Linked DNA regions of Homo sapiens: regions 1, 2, 3, 5 and 6 are each linked to region 4. A link is a contact called in ENCODE Hi-C or POLR2A ChIA-PET data. All regions are on one chromosome and are shown on one strand. Each heading gives the region's core, a stretch centred on a gene start or an enhancer-like site at or near the end of the contact. The rest is flanking DNA. Distances are from core to core; before and after follow the strand shown.

Region 1 (2,769 bases), core at 50-2,549, 660 kb after region 4:
AATCCAGAAAGGAATTCTTTTCCCCTGAGAGTGCCCAAGAGGGTTGGCTGAGGACAGAGGGGCACCGGCACGGGGAGGAGGCCCCCGCGGCCGTTGCAGAGCTCCCCTGGGGTCCCTGGACCTAGAAAGCATGGGCCAGAGCAAGGGAAGAATTAGGAGAGCAGGCCCTGGGGGCTGACAGAAGTCCTCCAAGGGTGAAGCCACAGTGGGAGGCAGCGGCCTGGAGAGCCAATGTTCCCAGAAATCTCAATGCCCACGCTATTTGCAGACCTACCACTGTCACCTTACCAGGTGGTGGCCAGTGCCAGGGGCTCACTGCCTGCACGGGTGGTGCACTCTGGAGGGTGGGTCTGTATCACCTGTGCCGTCCCTGCAGTGCAGGGTCTGACTCTGAGCTGACAAAAGGGAGAAGGAATCATCAGGCAGTTTGTTTGTTTGTTTTTGTTTTGTTTTTTGAGACGGAGTCTCCCTCTGTCGCCCAGGCTGGAGTGCAGTGGCGCCATCTCGGCTCACTCCAACCTCCACCTCCCAGGTTCAAGCAATTCTCCTGCCTCAGCCTCCCGAGTAGCTGGGATTACAGGCGCCCACCACCACGCCCGGCTAATTTTGTATTTTTAGTAGAGGCGGAGTTTCACCGTGTTGGCCAGGCTGGTCTCGAACTCCTGACCTCAGGTGATCCACCTGCCTCAGCCTCCCAAAGTGCTGGGGATTACAGGCGTGAGAAACTGTGCCCGGCAGGCAGCTCTTAACCTAGCAAGCGGGCATGTGAGCCGGCAGGCCCCGGAGCTCCCCAGCGTAGCCGCGGCATCTGTGGAAAGGGAGCAGGCCAGTTCCCAGGGCGAGGAGTGGACGCCCTGACCCTCCTCCACTGAACCCTGGACCCCAATGATCTCACTAGTAATTCTCGGCGAAGACCCAGAAGCCCCTTCCAAAGAGCCCTCTCCTAACAGCTCCCCTGTGGGGTGACTGGAGAAGCTGGTTGTAAAATCAGGAGCAGGTTTCTGCCCCAACGCCTGCCCTGAGTTAGTTCCTGAGCTCACCGAGCCGGAGAAGGCCCGTGACCAGCCAGAAGCACGGAGCGCAGGGCAGGACAGCCGGCCTGAGGCCGGTCAGGAGAGGCGGCCCTGGCGCTGCGCGGTCCAGGACGAGGGAGACCAGGAGGTGGGGGCGGAATGAGCCGCGATGGGGTGGCGGCACCACGTGGACTGGCCGGTCCTCCGCGGGGGGCGCGTTCCGAGGGCTGAGGGCGGACGGTGGCGGAGAGCCCGGCCGTGACCCCCTCCCCGCAGTGCTGCAGTTCGGCTTCGTCACCATCTTCGTGGCCGCCTGTCCGCTCGCGCCGCTCTTCGCCCTGCTCAACAACTGGGTGGAGATCCGCTTGGACGCGCGCAAGTTCGTCTGCGAGTACCGGCGCCCGGTGGCCGAGCGCGCCCAGGACATCGGCATCTGGTTCCACATCCTGGCGGGCCTCACGCACCTGGCGGTCATCAGCAACGTGAGGCCCGGGCGGGAGCGCGGGGCGGGGCGGGGGCGCGCAGGGGCGGGGGCGGGGGGGGCAGCGGGGGCGCGCAGGGGCGGGCCGGGGGCAGCGGGGGCGCGCAGGGGCGGGGCTGGGGGCATCGGGGGCTCGTAGGGGCGGGGCGGGGGGGCGGCGGGGGCGGGCAGGGGCGGGGGGCAGCGGGGGCGCGCAGGGGCGGGGCGGGGGGGGCAGCGGGGGCGCGCAGGGGCGGAGCGGGGGCGCGCAGGGGCGGGGCGGGGGGGCAGCGGGGGCGCGCAGGGGCGGAGCGGGGGCGCGCAGGGGCGGAGCGGGGGCCGCCTCGCGCTGACCCCTCCGGCGCCCAGGCCTTCCTCCTGGCCTTCTCGTCCGACTTCCTGCCGCGCGCCTACTACCGGTGGACCCGCGCCCACGACCTGCGCGGCTTCCTCAACTTCACGCTGGCGCGAGCCCCGTCCTCCTTCGCCGCCGCGCACAACCGCACGTGCAGGTGAGCCCCGCGCCAGGTGGAGGGGGCCGCGGGCGCACGAGGACGAGGCGGAGCGGGGCTCGGGTGGGGTGGGGGTGCGGCGGTGGGGAGCCGGGAGGGGCGGGCGCCGCCGGGCAAGGCCGGGGGAGGGGGGGAGCTGGGGGCGCCGTGGGCAGGGGCTGGGGGGAGGTTCCCCGCGGTAAGGGACGGAGCTTTGCGGGGCTGGAGGGCAAATCGTGGATTCTAGGTGAATTGCTAGTTGGTCATAGTGTAGCAGGACGAGTCGCAGACAGAACTCCTCAGACACCGGATTAAAGAAGGAAGAGGTTTTTTTATTCGGCCGGGGGCGTCGGCAGACTCGTGTCTTCAGAGCGGAGCTCGCCGAAAAAGAAATTCTTAGCCCTTTGAAGGGCTTACAACTCTAAGGGTCTACGTGAAAGAGTCATAATAGATCAAGTAAGCGTGAGGAACGTGACTGTGGGCTACATACATCAGCTAACGGTACAAAAAGTTTTACGGTGCTTTCTCATACAGCGTCTGGAATTCACACATAACACCAGTAGTTTTGGTCAGGGGTTAATATTATTGTTATTTTAACCGCCAGGGCCAGGTGGTGGCGCCAAGGTCATCTAGCTATTTATCTTCTGTTTCTTTCCAGCTTTTTGCTTTCTTCCTTTTCTCCTGTCTTATAAACTAGGGAAAAGGGGAGGTTGGGGAGAAACTGGGAAGGACAACAGGAGAAGTGGTGGCCTCATACCATAATAGAACCTGCAGAGCAGGTAGATGTACTTCACCCGCAGTTGTG
Region 2 (2,762 bases), core at 141-2,640, 600 kb after region 4:
ATCGAAGGGGTTGACAAGTTGACACGACTGAAAAAACTCTTCTTGGTCAACAATAAAATCAGTAAAATTGAGAACTTAAGCAACTTACATCAACTACAGATGCTAGAGCTGGGATCTAACCGCATCCGGGTAGGTGCAGACAGCCCTGACTAGTATATTCAGGGAGAGGCAGCTAGCGGGCTGTGTGTGGACTCAGTGGGTGTATGTAGAATGCATGGTGAGTCTGCATTTCTTACAATGCTGTGATTTTTTTCATGAACAAGGAAATTACTATTTTTTTAAGAAAAAATGCTAACTGAAAGTCAGTATCAGTAAGTCCTGAGTGGTCTAGCCTTTCTTCCGCACGTAGATTTCAGTTGCTCTTCATCCAGATCATGACCCTGAATCACACTGTTCCCAGTTACATTCTGCCTGAGATGAACCAACCAACCTGAATGCCTTGCTCTTGAACTTCCTCATGGTCATCTTCTCTGGCATGCTTCTTCGAGATGAAAGTTTCCCAAGCCCAGCAAAGTGGTCACTTGGAGTGAACTGATGTACATACCGGGGCTTTAGAAAGCCTCTTGATCATGGTCATCTTCTCTGGCATACTTCTTCGAGATGAAAGTTTCCCAAGCCCAGCAAAGTGGTCACTTGGAGTGAATTGATGTACATACCGGGGCTTTAGAAAGCCTCTTGATCATGGTCATCTTCTCTGGCATGCTTCTTCGAGATGAAAGTTTCCCAAGCCCAGCAAAGTGGTCACTTGGAGTGAATTGATGTACATACCGGGGCTTTAGAAAGCCTCTTGATCATGGTCATCTTCTCTGGCATACTTCTTCGAGATGAAAGTTTCCCAAGCCCAGCAAAGTGGTCACTTGGAGTGAACTGATGTACATACCGGGGCTTTAGAAAGCCTCTTGATCATGGTCATCTTCTCTGGCATGCTTCTTCGAGATGAAAGTTTCCCAAGCCCAGCAAAGTGGTCACTTGGAGTGAACTGATGTACATACCGGGGCTTTAGAAAGCCTCTTGATCATGGTCATCTTCTCTGGCATGCTTCTTCGAGATGAAAGTTTCCCAAGCCCAGCAAAGTGGTCACTTGGAGTGAACTGATGTACATACCGGGGGCTTTAGAAAACCTCTTGATGCTGACACACTCCCAAAGGCAGTGCTGAGTTGGGCCTTCCTCCCTGGACAGCTTTATACTCCTGGACACCGTCCCCAGCAGGATTAGATCTGTTCTCCAGGATCCATTTGACCTTGAAAACGTGGGACAGAATGGAAATAAAAGAATTTTGAAAAGTGATCTGGTGTTCCACAGAAGCAGGATCAAGTCTTCACCAGCTGACTCATAACCACCGTCATGTGCTGGAGGGGAACTTGGGAGGGCGTCCCAGGAGGACTGACATTGGAGGTGGATCTGCCAGGCAGGGAGGAGGGAGGGTTCCCGTGGGCAGGAAGGAGGACTTCTCTCAGCCAGAAGAACACTTGAGCCCCGTGCCTGGCTCCTAATCAGGGTCATGGCACGGAGCCTTTGCTCCCCCGGCCTGGCTTAGTGGCTTTGGCAGCTGTGTCTAAGCACATCCGCCCCTGCCCATGTTCAGAATGCCCCTCTACTTGGCTTCTGGAAGTATTACAGCATTCTCTGTCTGTCCTGGGCCCTTGAGAGCTTGGACAGGATACAAACCAAGGGAGGGTGGTTTTGGCAACAGTCTCTTGACAGTTATTGTTAGAGATGTCATGGCCACAAATAGCAAAGCAGCACATTTAAAACTAGAGAGCAGCCCAGATGTCCGCATTTTACCAAGTGTCTCACTATGGAACTTTCTAGGGCAACAGTGGCTCATCACAAATTAATGCAGGCTACAGCATGTGAGGATGCCCCTGCCCCCGCCAAGTCCTGCAGTGGTGTGTGGATTAGCACACCATCTCCCCTCCTAGAGTCCCCACCTGGTTAGCATGCACCTTATCTGGTTATTTTGTGTCTGCTGAAATATTTAAAGAATGACTTGTTCTGAGAGAGAGTGAACTGACAGAGGAGGGAAACTGAAGTCAAATCAATAAACAGTCATTAAACATCCTGCTGTAGGCAAGTCACCATGGGGAGACCAGACAGGGCAGCGTGGTCACTGCCTCTGGAGGTTTATGGTTGAATAGAGGAGCACACGATCACAGCAAGAGTGATGTAGGAGGGTGTGGAAACTGGGCAAGAGGGGCAGAGTGCTGTGGTGTGAGGGCCCCCCAGGAATCCTAAGTGAGGGTCCCAGGATTTCAAAGACTTGAGGTCAGAGTGCCCCGTACCTCTCTTCTGTAGAGACTGAGGCTCTTGGGAGGACTTTTTTTTTTTTTTTTTGAGACGGAGTCTCGTGCTGTTGCCCAGGCTAGAGTGCAGTGGCACAATCTCGGCTCACTGCAAGCTCTGCCTCCTGGGTTCACGCCATTCTCCTGCCTCAGCCTCCGGAGTAGCTGGAACTACAGGCACCCGCCGCCACGCCCAGCTAATTTTTTTGTATTTTTAATAAAGACAGGGTTTCACCGTGTTAGCCAGGATGGTCTCTATCTGACCTTGTGATCCACCTGCCTCAGCTTCTCAAAGTGCTGGGATTTCCACGCCCGACAGGGGGACATTTTAATGTGTCAGCTCACAAATTTAGAACTGGAAGGGACTTGGGAATCTACTGGTCCTTGGGTTCTGAGACTGTTCCTCAGCACCCCAGGAAATCTGAGGGTTGGGAATGAGCTCAAGACAGTCTTGGACTCGCCACTATTGTATTCTACCT
Region 3 (2,700 bases), core at 1-2,500, 800 kb after region 4:
CACAGCACCATAGGAGGAGTCTCTTAAGTGCCCGGGTGTTTCCTGAAGTTAATTATTCCCTCAACAGCCACATGGTGACAGTGGGTGACAGGGCCGGGCTAGGAGAGCACGATGGGTAGGGTCTTGAAGAACACATAGGAGTTCAATGAACTTCTCAAGAGAAGGGAAGTGTGCCACAGCAAGTCAGTCTTCCATTCTCGGGTGGGGGTCCCTAGGCCAGAGGAAGGCCGTCCTGGCCGCCACCACGGAGCAGCCTGTCTCAGCCTTAGCACAGCCTCGCGCGATCCTTCGATGATCCCCTTCGGTCCCTGTAGTCCCACGAGGGATGCAATGCGTTGGAGGAAGGAGGAGGCTGGCAGCCAGGGACTGAGCCAAAGGGTGCAAGGACAGCCGGCAAGGCCCGGGCCAAGACCTATCCCCGCCCAGCGAGCCAGGCCTCGCCCAGCACCTATCCGCGCCCAGCAAGCCTAGGCCTCGCCCAGCACCTATCCGCGCCCAGCAAGCCTAGGCCTCGCCCAGCACCTATCCGCGCCCAGCGAGCCTAGACCTCGCCCAAGACCTAGCCCCGCCCAGCGAGCCGACTCCCCGCCCAGGACCTAGCCCCGCCCAGCGAGCCGACTCCCCGCCCAGGACCTAGCCCCGCCCAGCGAGCCGACTCCCCGCCCAGGACCTAGCCCCGCCCAGCGAGCCGACTCCCCGCCCAGGACCTAGCCCCGCCCAGCGAGCCGACTCCCCGCCCAGGACCTAGCCCCGCCCAGCGAGCCGACTCCCCGCCCAGGACCTAGCCCCGCCCAGCGAGCCGACTCCCCGCCCAGGACCTAGCCCCGCCCAGCGAGCCGACTCCCCGCCCAGGACCTAGCCCCGCCCAGCGAGCCGACTCCCCGCCCAGGACCTAGCCCCGCCCAGCGAGCCGACTCCCCGCCCAGGACCTAGCCCCACCCAACGAGCCGACTCCCCGCCCAAGATCTAGCCCCGCCCAGCGAGCCTTGGCTTCGCCTAGGACATTGCCTCGCTCAGCAAGCCGACGCCCCGCCCAACGAGCCGAGCGCTGCACAGATTTATATCCTACGCAGCTGCCTGCCTGCTCCCGCCCCTTCTCCGTCCGTTCACCAATCAGAACTCGATCTTGCGCTTTCAGGCCGCGGGACGGGAAGGCTCCGCCCTGGCGCCCCGCAGGCCAATCGACTGCGCGTCCGCGTCGCGGGGGCGGGGTCAGGGCGGGGCGCGCTGCGCGGGGGCTGCCGGCGGGCAGTTGGGAGCAGGCGACGCCGACGCGAGTCTGGCGGCTGCTGCTTGCGACTGCGGAGGCCGGGCGAGGCCGGTGAGGACGCGGCGGGCGAGCGAGAGGCCGAGGGTGAGGACGTGAAGCGGCCTGGGCGCGTGGGGCAGGGGTGGGCCTCTCCGGGTGGGCGGCGAAGCCCGAGGCCCGAGGCGAGAGGCCCAGGCGGGGGGGGCGCTGAGGCCGCGGTCCACCAGAGATGGTCCCGCCCGGCCTCTGAAGGCCATCGTGAGGCGGCTGGAGCTCCTAGGCGGGTCCGGGTTAGAGGAGCGTCCGTCTGTAGGGAGCCTGCCGCGTGGGGGCAGGCGGGGCGGTGGGCCGGGGAGTGGCCCGCGTGGACTCCCGGGTTGAGGGGTGCCGCGTGGAGGAGGCCGGTGGGGCTGTAGACCGGGGAGTGTCCCGCGTGGACTCGCGGGTTGAGTTGTGCCCCGTGGAGGCCGGCAGGGCCGTGGGCCGGGGAGTGTCCCATCCCGGAAGGACACCCCAGAGTGGGCCATAGGGACCCGCAGGGTATGGGCCTGGAGGTGCCTGGTGGAGGCATTTTGAGCCGTTTGCCTTTTTAGCATTTCTTTAAATTGTATCTTAAAGGTGGGAATCAAGTGTTAGGTGTTAATATTTTTACTCCACTAAGGGCTAGAAATACTCATAAGCCAGTGGGTAGCCTTTGGGAAACCCATGAAAACTGGGGACCAGAATATGGCCCAGTACATTACACACCCGAATTACGGGCACCTTTTCCGTTTACGCTATGGCAGCAACCCCTGGCCTATCATGTGCCATTAATGGATGTGAAAAGCAGAAATTAGAACAAGGCATCATTGAAGGAAAGATTGTCAATACATAGTGTTAAAAAGGGATGGGCAAATTTAAAACCCAAGGCCAAATCTTTAAAGGGTGGTTTTTCTCTCTGGGTTTTTGTTTTTGTTTTGTTTCCGTGGGATATTTTTGTCTGGGCCACTGTGTAAATGTTTGATAACCCTGAGGTGGCAGTGGGTTAGCGTGTTGGTCTTGTGTAGACTGCCTTATAACAGGCGACACAGATTTTCTCAGTACCAGAGAGATGGGAGAGGACATTTGAGGTAGGGAAGCATGGAGTAACCTTTACTTGTAGGCCAAATATAATTTAAATTTTCTACATCTGCTTGTTGAAAGTTTTGTTTTGTTTTGTTTTTTGAGGTCCTTAAAGGTTTAGGAAGCACTTCATGCTCGTTATTTATTCAGTTTTCCAAAACTCTTCAGAGACATGACCAAGTTGCACAGCCCCGTTTTAAAGTAGAGGAAAGGGAGGTTGAGAGAGGTGGAATGACCAGTTTAGGGTCACACCTAGGGTACTTGCAAATACCATCTGTACTTCTCATGTGCCCTATCCTTGTTGCAGATTCTCATTAGGTGGTTCACTGTTAACAAACTAAATGCTGATG
Region 4 (2,746 bases), core at 215-2,714:
AAAAGTTCGGCATACTACATGCATGCACTCTAATATTTTCATGTAGTCTATTATTTCTCTAAAAACTAAAATGCTGATCATGACCCACAGAATTGATTTCACAACCCACATTAGTTGTGAATTACAACTTGCTAAGGAGTCAGAACCAACATGTAGAAACCCTCTGTTCTTAGCAAGCACATTCTGGTTACACTGTGGGGGACTAGCACCAAGTCCAGGAGACAGAGGCTGGCCCAGACTAAGTGTGGCAATGAGATGCAGAGACACTTAGGATGAATTGGTTCCCAATCCATTACCTCAATGGAGTGGGAGCATGATGGTTCAAGTAGCAGGCTTTGGAGCAGAAAACCCACCTCAACCATCCTCCAACCGTAAAGGGTGATGATGATTCATGAAACAGTCCAGGAGGAGGAGGGACTTCAGGTTTTGTTTGATTCATTTCAGTGGCCCAACAGTGGCATCAAGGACCTTGGCTCTCCCATCTCCTCTGCTTTCACCCAAGGCTGGCTTCCCCTTATGGCCATGAGAGAACAGAGGAGCCTTCCAAAGTGCTCTCTCCTTCATGGGTTATTAGACACCAAGCTCATTCCCAGAGCAGTCACGGGAGTGTGGCCTTCACTTTTGGCCAGAGACAGAGCCAACTCCTAGAAAGCGGAGGGAGACAGTGTCCCAACCTAATCAATGGCTCCCATGAACGCCAGGGAAAAAAAGGGAATTCCACTCCTCCATCCTAGGAAAGTTGGAGTCCTTCCTTAGGGTGGAGGAAGTGGGAAACAGATGCTGATAAGACCTCCACGGAGGTGATGTCTGGAGCTGCAACCAGGGAAGACCTGGCTGCAGACATATTTGAGTCTTTAGCTCAAGAGTGAACCCCAGGCTGCAATAAAGATCTGACAGTTACCAATGCTAGAAGGCTGATGGACAAAGCAATGACGATAACCCAGAGAGAGACTGTATGCAACTGAAACTTCAATTGCTAAATGTCTGTAGGGCTGTTGAGACAGTTGCTTTTCAGTGTATCCATTGCCTGAAAATTACCAGATGTCAGAAAAATTGAAGGAGTCTTAAATGGCAATTTCATGGACATTAAGTGATATTAAATTTTTTAAAGTTACAATGCTGACCCCAATAAATTACTTAGAAACAGCAAAAGGAATAGTGTGGTCTATGAAGAAGTGATGAAAATAGAAATTAGTTTTATTTTATGAGCCATGTGTTATAATACATAGAAAAAAATGCACCAATTACAAAGCGGGCCACAAAAAGGAATAAACGTAAAGCCGACAACGCAGTCACTAGGGAAAGGGTGAAGACACGGGAACCACGCAGCCCGCCGTCCACGTGCACCGGGTAGCCACGGGGCCCTAGCCGAACGACGCGGACGCGAAGTGGGCGGGCCCGGCCAAGCCACGCCTCCGCGCCAGACGCCGCAGTAGAGCGGGCAGGGCGCTGCGCCCAAGAGCCACAGACGCAAGCCCAGTGCCACAGGCCGCGGGGGCGGGGAGGACGGCGCCCGGGGACAGAGAACATGGGACGCAGAGCGGTCCAAGGCCCCGGCGCCCTGGTGAGGCCCAAACCTCCCGCCATGCCCCGGCCCCAACGAGACCCAAGCCCCCTGTCCCGGCCCAGCGCCCGCGGGGGACCCAAGCCCCAGCCTGGTCCACCTCGGAGGCCTCTAGGACCCGGGGGCGCCCGGCGGCCCGCCCGGCTCCCACAAATAGACTCCTGGGCGGGCGCCTGAGCCCCCAAAATAGATCCTCAGGGCCCAAAAGCAGACTCTTCGGCGGGCGCCATGGGACCGGCAGAAGCTGGGCGCCGCGGGGCCGCCTCGCCCGTACCTCCACCGTTGGTGCGCGTCGCGCCCTCACTCTTCCTCGGGAGCGCGCGAGCCGCGGGCGCGGAGGAGCAGCTGGCGCGCGCGGGAGTCACGCTGTGCGTCAACGTCTCCCGCCAGCAGCCCGGCCCGCGCGCGCCCGGCGTGGCAGAGCTGCGCGTGCCCGTGTTCGACGACCCGGCTGAGGACCTGCTGGCGCACCTGGAGCCCACGTGCGCCGCCATGGAGGCCGCGGTGCGCGCCGGCGGCGCCTGCCTAGTCTACTGCAAGAACGGCCGCAGCCGCTCGGCCGCCGTCTGCACCGCGTACCTCATGCGGCACCGCGGCCTCAGCCTGGCGAAGGCCTTCCAGGTGGGCGGGCCTTTAGGGGGGCGGTGTTTCGAGAGGGGCGTGTCTTCCGGGGACGAGTTTTCCGGGCGGGGCCGGCTTCGGGATTGGGACAGGCACTTCCGGGAGGGGCGGGTCTCTCTCGTGAGGGCGGGCTTAGGGAAGCAGAGAGGCACTTCCGGGTTGGGCGGGGCCCACTCTTACAGCTGGGCCCGCCTTGGCCCCTGCTGGCCATTAGCGCGACTTGGGGTTATTCAGTACACTTCTTGTTTGCAGATGGTGAAGAGCGCTCGCCCGGTAGCAGAACCGAACCCGGGCTTCTGGTCTCAGCTCCAGAAGTATGAGGAGGCCCTCCAGGCCCAGTCCTGCCTGCAGGGAGAGCCCCCAGCCTTAGGGTTGGGCCCTGAGGCTTGAAGCTTGAAGGCCTGCTGCCTGGAGGAAGGATGTCCCTGCACTGATACAGAAGGCTGGTCTTTACCCTTCTTCCTCACTGTCATATCGAGTTTTCCTTTGTGTGTGTGTGTGTGAAACATAGTGCTTTTAATTTTATATTTCCGGCTGAGGTGATGCACAAATTATCTTACA
Region 5 (2,973 bases), core at 253-2,752, 710 kb after region 4:
AGCAGCACCTAAGAAGCTGACCCTACAGCCCCATGTCCACCCCGCACTGCTACGCCCTGCTCCTGGCTCTGCCTTCACAGACAACACCCACGAGGGTTTAATCCTGTTCCATGTGGATCTTTCAGCAACCCCAGGACAGCGCCAGGCAACTCCACTTGCTATCTGAAGTTCCCAGGATACCTTGGGCAGGCCTAGATACCCAAGAACAGAGGCTAACATCGGGTATCTCAGATTCTCACTGGATCTAACAGTACTGTCCAAATCAGGATTGAAAGGAACCTCAGATATTAATCTAATCCCATTTCTTAATACCACCAGGGACAGGAAATTCATGGCCTTCTCAGGGCCCGGGTCCACCCCTGCATGGCTGTAAACGCTCCACCTCAAGTTATGACAAAATCTACAACTTCTTTCCCCTTTCTGGCCATGGAGAACAAGTCCGCTCTCCTCCAAGGCTCCTTCTGGTAGGTGAGCCCTATCTCCTGTCTCCTTCAGTCCCTCCCATATGGCCCCAGTCCCTTCGTGATTCTGGCTCTCCCAACTACTTTTCCCATAGGAAGCTCGGATCAATCAGTGTCCAGGTCCACCTAATGTAAACCTCAAACTATACTGAACCTGGACTTTTAATTTTGTTTCCCAGAGTGCAAACATCCAAAGCAAAAAAGGTCACATCTCAGAATTTAACTTTCAGCAAACAGAACTAGAACTAAAGGAAGGAGGGCAGGAACCAAGACCCCTTTCCGCCCTAATACGTGTAGAGCAAAACGTGGAGTCCTGACAGAGCTGTGTGTTGCGTGGGAAACCTGGTGCTTACAAGTTTAGCACAAGTCTAACAGGTTTCTGACAGCAACAAAAAAGGCTTCACATGAGGGGTTCTACTTTTTTGCTTTTAAACGAGGAAGTAATTAAGTTGATTCCCTTGTGATAAGTTTTGCCAACTACATATTCAAGGGGCAACAGTCTTCGAAGAGAATTATCAGTAATACTCCAGGAAGAATTTCATTTCAGCCTCAGTTAATGAGACCCGCAAGTGCTTTAAAGCACCAGACAGGACCGGGTATGGAGGGCACCAAAAAAGCCTCCGGCTGAAACCCAGACTTCTCCTCTTCCAAAACTAAAATTACTCAAGACCACAAACCAAAGTTCAGAATGGGAAAATAAAATCCTGATCCACTCAGAGATCACAAGATCGAAATCTAGGAGAGACCACAGGCGACTGGCGAGCAGAAGGCAGGCTCCGCTCCGCACTTCTCACCAAGTTCTGGAAGTCGGCACCCATCCTGCATGGAGGAACTTTCGCAGATGCCACCTCAGCACGGCCCTCCCACAGGCCACGAGGGCCCGCGGGCGGGGACAGGCTTAAAGGGACAGCAACCCCTCGGCCTCCCCGCCTTTCATCCAAATTCGGTACTTTTCCGTAATGTATTTTTCATCCACGACCCTGGGGCACGTCCAAGTTGCACTCCAGGCCCAAGAAGAGCAGCTTTCCCCACCCCCGAACACGTAGACTGACGCGGGCCCCGCGCGGCAGGTGGAGGTGCTGCGGGGGCCCCGCCGCCCGGTCTGCGCCCAGACCCCCGCCCCGCCGCCACCTGGGGGGAAGGACCCCGCTGGCCTCCCAGGGACCCCCACCCTGGCCGCACACGGCGCCCCCGCCGGAGCGGGGGAGGGGAGGGCCGGCCCCGCCAACGTCAGCGACCTGGGCTCAGGTCGGCCGCCCCTCCGCGCCGTGCGGCCACGGCACCAGGGGTGCCCCACCGAAGCCCCGGGAGGAGGCGGGGGAGCCCAGCTTGCAGCCAAGAGCGGCCCAGCGGCGCCACCGGACTTGAGAAAGTTTGTGCGCGCCCCTCCGCGCCACGGCCACGCGCAGAAGAGACTCGGAGCCGGCCCCAGGTCTGGCCCGGAACCGCCACGCGCGGTAAGCAGGACACCCGCGGGCGGGGGCCGCAGCCTGGGGCCCGGGTGGGGGCCGCGGCACCCGGGCCCCTCCCCCTCCGCGGCCTCCACGTCAGCAGCCACCCCCCACCCCCCCGCCCGGCAGCCCGCCCGCCCCGTCCGCCCGCCCGCCCAGGCCTCCCAGCCCCGTGTTGCGCGCTCACTCGTGGGCCCCCGCCCGCTGGTCCTGCCGCTGGCTTACTCGCCCCCCGCGCGGGAGAAGCCGGGACGCTCCGAGGCGCGGCGCCCGGGCCCCGGCTGCTATATAGGGCGGCGGCCCAATCCCGCCTGGACACGTCAGCGCCCGCCCGCCCCGCCGCTGGGGTCCCCGCCGCCCCGGGCCGCCCAGCACCCGGGAGGCCCACCCAACTGCAGGCGTGGTTCTGCATCCTTTTTTCGGGTGGGGAAGGCGGTGCCGAGGAGTTGGGAAATTAATCACCTCCAGAAAGCAGAGGGAGCGCGCCCCGCAAGAACCCGAGTGGAAACAACCGAAGACCAGAAAGGGAGCAGGAAGGACGGCTGCTCTGGAAGCAGATGTCACCAGTACCGCCCACCTCCCCAAAATCAGAAGAAAAACCTCAAAGGATGCCCACCACATCGTAAACGGATGGCCACACTGGCACGAGGTCCTACAGCGCAGTGAGGCTCCCAGGCGGCTCCAGGGCTTTCATTCCCTCATTCCTGCGTGCCTATTCCTTATGTCCCTCACTTTTATAAACTATCCCCACCCGATTCCTTGGCAATCAACTTAATCTCCCCCCCAAAATGTAAAATCCCCTTCCTTTAAAGCGTGTATTACTTATGGCTCCATCTCTACATAGATGTATACACGCAAAAGAACCGGTGTGTGGCCTCTGAGCCCACGGTGGATACGCAGGACTGGGCGGAACGGAATCCCTACTCTCGGGGTCTCCACCCTCCGGGAAGGACTTGTCACTTCTGCATCCATTGTGTTTACTAAGTGATAACTGCCACTGTTTCTTTTAAGGGTATAAAGGGAGTCGAGCAATCTGTAGAGATGTCAGTCTGAACCTCTGG
Region 6 (2,520 bases), core at 1-2,500, 570 kb after region 4:
ACTGCCTACATCTGGATCGGAGCCCACTGCCAAGGAAGAGGGTGTCTCTCTGAGTTCAGACGTAGCACAGGAACAATTTGATGACGTTTGGTCTGTCTGGTCACTGAAAAAGAGTTCCTTGAGGTTCCAGGAAAACGAATTCACATCAACCTCCTGGGCCTCCACTGCTTCCAGGCCCCCAGGGAGGTCCGTGGCCAAGGCATAGCAGGCTGAGGAGCTGCCCGTGCAGCCACCGCACAGGTCTCTGCCTCCCAGATCGCAGGACGACACAGGAGCGGTGACAGCCTGGCACTCTGTCGGAACGAGTTCGGCGTGGGGGACATCCAGGGCTCCTGCAAGGCTCAACTGGGACAGCTGCTCCTTAATCAAGCAGGTCTGCAGCTCTTCTCGGTCGTTTTCCACTCCCAGCCACGGCTCATCTAGAGTAGGTGTCCCAAACGAGAGGCCTGCCATCCCAGAGGGGCTGGGGGCCAAGTCCTGGCTTCGCCACCACAAGCCCCATTCACTCCCATAGCAAGGGCAGTGCATCAGGAGGCTGCCCCCCGCCAGCTGACCCTTGGCCTGGGGCTTGGCCACGGCAGCCCCAGCCCAAAGGTCTGAACCGCTGGGACCACTGACTCCCATCCGCTCTAGCTGGGCCTTCTGACACAGGCCACACATGCCAGCATCACTGCCCCCATCCTCAGCTGGGACTGGAGCTTCAGAATCTTCGCAGGAAGCAAATGGCTTCACATCCACTGGTTCAGACCTGCTTTCTCCCAGAAGATCCTGTCCGGGGCTCTCTATTGCCACAGGTTCCTCTCTCCCCAAGGCAGTGATTTGCTGGTCCTTGGGCAGCGCCTGTTCACCGTGCACTGGCAGGCTTCCTTCTGGGACATTGTCCACCCTGGGGATAATGACATGGGTGACCATCATGTAGGGCCACAGATGAGTCAAAAGGAGAGATTGCACCGATTCTCCATTAGAACTAAGTACAAAGCATTTAATGCCACCAATTTATAACAAGAAAAAGACCAAATTTTGTGACCAAGTTAAAAAATAAAGCACTTAGTCTCAAATTTCTCCAAATTAAGTCCACATTTAGAAATGATTTTGCAGAGAATGCTACCAAAAGCCCAACAGTAAAGTACAGGAGAACTTGCCAATGCTTTGGTCAGCGCTCTCGCTTCATCTCAGGGCCCCCAAACCCCCCGTCAGCCGTGCAGCCTAGCCTCGGCCCCACCTGCAAGGGGAAGTCCGTGCTGCTGCCTTGAGGAGGTGTGAGAGGAAACGAGAGAGAGATTGGAGAGTCCCTGGTAAACTCCACAACAGTAAAAAAACAACTGATTGACTACAAACACCATCCGATTTCACAGCCGACTAGGGAAATGGCTCTCAGATTTGGGAAATGGCTCTCAGATGGGGCCCACACAGAAGGGGCCAGGGGCCAGGGGGCCGGGCGTGGTGGCTCACGCCTGTAATCCCAGCACTTTGGGAGGCCGAGGTGGGCAGATCACTTGAGGTCAGGAGGTTCGAGACCAGACTGGCCAACATGGCAAAGTCCTGTCTCTACTAAAAATACAAAAATTAGCCCGGTGAGGTGGCAGGCACCTATAATCCCAGCTACTTGGAGGCTGAGGCAGGAGAATGGTTTGAGCCTGGGAGGCAGAGGTTGCAGTGAGCTGAGATTGTACCAGCTCACTGGTGAGATGGGTGACAGAGTGAGACTCCGTCTCAAACACAAACAAAAAAAGAAGGGGACACGGGCCGAAAAAGAGAGAGGAGGCTGGTGAGGGCGGCTCCTAAGAGGTGGCACACAATGTCCTCCAGCATTCAGCACATGGTGACCCATGAGGAGGCTGCCACAGTCCAGACAGGATGATCACAGAGCCAAGGGACCCAGGCCTCCTGTCAGCCCAGCCACTGGCCTCCACATGACAGACTGACACTGGGCACCAGATGCACAGAATGTGACCGCACCACCTCACTCGGGGACAGACACACAGGTTAACATCAGCAACCTAATAAAGGTATACCAGAGGCTCAGAAAGAGGACAGGATCGGGCACAGTGGCCCACACCTGTAATCCCAGCACTGTGGGAGGCTGAGCCCAGGAGTTCGAGACCAGCCTGGGCAACATAGTGAGACCTCGTCTCTACAAAACATTTAAAAATTAGCCAGCGTGGTGACACACACCTGTAGTCTCAGCTACTTGGGAGGCTGAAGCGGGAACCTCGCTTGAGCACAGGAGTCTAGGCTGCAGTGAGCTGTGATCGCACCACTGCACTCCAGCCTGGGCAATGGCCAAGACCATCTCAAAAAAAAAAAGACGGAAGAGGAAGGATACAACCCAAGGGTGGGTTCCACAGAGAAAGGGATTGTGAGCCAAGTTCTGAGGAAAAGCAGTTTTCTGAGGGGAACTGAGGGGGAGGCTGAGGGTCTGCGTCTGCCTGCCTCTCTCCCTCCATGTCTCCCGCCTCTCTCCCTCCATGTCTCCCATCTCTCTCTCCCCTGTACCTCCCTCTCCCGCTCTCCATCCAT

The links. Hi-C counts contacts between places; a loop is a spot of excess contacts on that map. ChIA-PET counts read pairs that join two places held with the same protein, here RNA polymerase II (POLR2A). Pooled maps may share reads with other maps.
Region 1: a map of CD8-positive, alpha-beta T cell shows a loop between it and region 4 (10-fold over the local background). The contact joins the enhancer-like site here to the promoter of DUSP28 in region 4. A Hi-C loop is called at or near these places in 9 of 168 maps with a recorded cell type or tissue (CD4-positive, alpha-beta T cell, CD8-positive, alpha-beta T cell, ascending aorta and 4 more), 14 of 37 single-sample maps with no recorded cell type and 18 of 50 pooled maps. POLR2A ChIA-PET finds 5 or more read pairs at or near these places in 1 of 52 experiments (CD4-positive, alpha-beta T cell).
Region 2: a pooled map shows a loop between it and region 4 (4-fold over the local background). The contact joins the enhancer-like site here to the promoter of DUSP28 in region 4. A Hi-C loop is called at or near these places in 2 of 168 maps with a recorded cell type or tissue (CD8-positive, alpha-beta T cell and naive thymus-derived CD4-positive, alpha-beta T cell), 6 of 37 single-sample maps with no recorded cell type and 14 of 50 pooled maps.
Region 3: a map of B cell shows a loop between it and region 4 (9-fold over the local background). The contact joins the promoter of FARP2 here to the promoter of DUSP28 in region 4. A Hi-C loop is called at or near these places in 5 of 168 maps with a recorded cell type or tissue (B cell, CD4-positive, alpha-beta T cell, CD8-positive, alpha-beta T cell and 1 more), 18 of 37 single-sample maps with no recorded cell type and 21 of 50 pooled maps.
Region 5: a map with no recorded cell type shows a loop between it and region 4 (6-fold over the local background). The contact joins the promoter of HDLBP-AS1 here to the promoter of DUSP28 in region 4. A Hi-C loop is called at or near these places in 2 of 37 single-sample maps with no recorded cell type and 13 of 50 pooled maps. POLR2A ChIA-PET finds 5 or more read pairs at or near these places in 1 of 52 experiments (activated naive CD4-positive, alpha-beta T cell).
Region 6: a loop to region 4 is called in a pooled map, with 5 times the contacts of the local background. The contact joins the enhancer-like site here to the promoter of DUSP28 in region 4. A Hi-C loop is called at or near these places in 1 of 168 maps with a recorded cell type or tissue (CD8-positive, alpha-beta T cell), 1 of 37 single-sample maps with no recorded cell type and 2 of 50 pooled maps. POLR2A ChIA-PET finds 5 or more read pairs at or near these places in 1 of 52 experiments (activated naive CD8-positive, alpha-beta T cell).

Annotation. Positions count from the first base shown.
Region 1 is chr2:241,216,397-241,219,165 of GRCh38, forward strand. It overlaps ANO7 (anoctamin 7), which reads left to right. Exons shown (of 25, transcript NM_001370694.2): 20 at 1,290-1,495; 21 at 1,843-1,985. Among named protein-coding and RNA genes, the nearest start is that of ANO7, 29 kb to the left of the region's middle. RefSeq lists enhancers at 1-433, 2,541-2,640 and a silencer at 1,068-1,197. Within about 2 kb of position 1,300, at least 31 of the 41 ENCODE cell types and tissues checked have a DNase peak (open chromatin) inside an H3K27ac peak, as active enhancers do; they include CD8-positive, alpha-beta T cell, ascending aorta and gastrocnemius medialis, where a contact is called at or near this core.
Region 2 is chr2:241,160,366-241,163,127 of GRCh38, forward strand. It overlaps PPP1R7 (protein phosphatase 1 regulatory subunit 7), which reads left to right. Exons shown (of 10, transcript NM_002712.3): 6 at 1-129. Among named protein-coding and RNA genes, the nearest start is that of PPP1R7, 11 kb to the left of the region's middle. Within about 2 kb of position 1,391, at least 22 of the 41 ENCODE cell types and tissues checked have a DNase peak (open chromatin) inside an H3K27ac peak, as active enhancers do.
Region 3 is chr2:241,355,035-241,357,734 of GRCh38, forward strand. FARP2 (FERM, ARH/RhoGEF and pleckstrin domain protein 2) reads left to right here and starts at 1,251. Exons shown (of 27, transcript NM_014808.4): 1 at 1,251-1,354. RefSeq lists a silencer at 1,039-1,588.
Region 4 is chr2:240,558,893-240,561,638 of GRCh38, forward strand. It overlaps DUSP28 (dual specificity phosphatase 28), which reads left to right and starts at 1,465. Exons shown (of 2, transcript NM_001370465.2): 1 at 1,465-2,185; 2 at 2,438-2,746. The coding sequence starts at 1,793. The coding sequence ends at 2,575. It also overlaps a transcript of ANKMY1 not described here. RefSeq lists silencers at 1,314-1,723, 1,904-1,953 and enhancers at 2,050-2,191, 2,224-2,293, 2,324-2,683.
Region 5 is chr2:241,270,662-241,273,634 of GRCh38, forward strand. It overlaps HDLBP-AS1 (HDLBP antisense RNA 1), which reads left to right and starts at 1,503. Exons shown (of 2, transcript NR_168372.1): 1 at 1,503-2,973. All of the region lies in intron 1 of HDLBP (high density lipoprotein binding protein), which reads right to left. RefSeq lists an enhancer at 1,317-1,396 and silencers at 1,537-1,846, 2,117-2,396.
Region 6 is chr2:241,126,566-241,129,085 of GRCh38, forward strand. It overlaps PASK (PAS domain containing serine/threonine kinase), which reads right to left. Exons shown (of 18, transcript NM_015148.4): 10 at 1-886. Among named protein-coding and RNA genes, the nearest start is that of PASK, 22 kb to the right of the region's middle. RefSeq lists enhancers at 91-260, 724-893, 1,107-1,416 and a silencer at 1,557-1,606. Within about 2 kb of position 1,251, at least 7 of the 41 ENCODE cell types and tissues checked have a DNase peak (open chromatin) inside an H3K27ac peak, as active enhancers do; they include CD8-positive, alpha-beta T cell, where a contact is called at or near this core.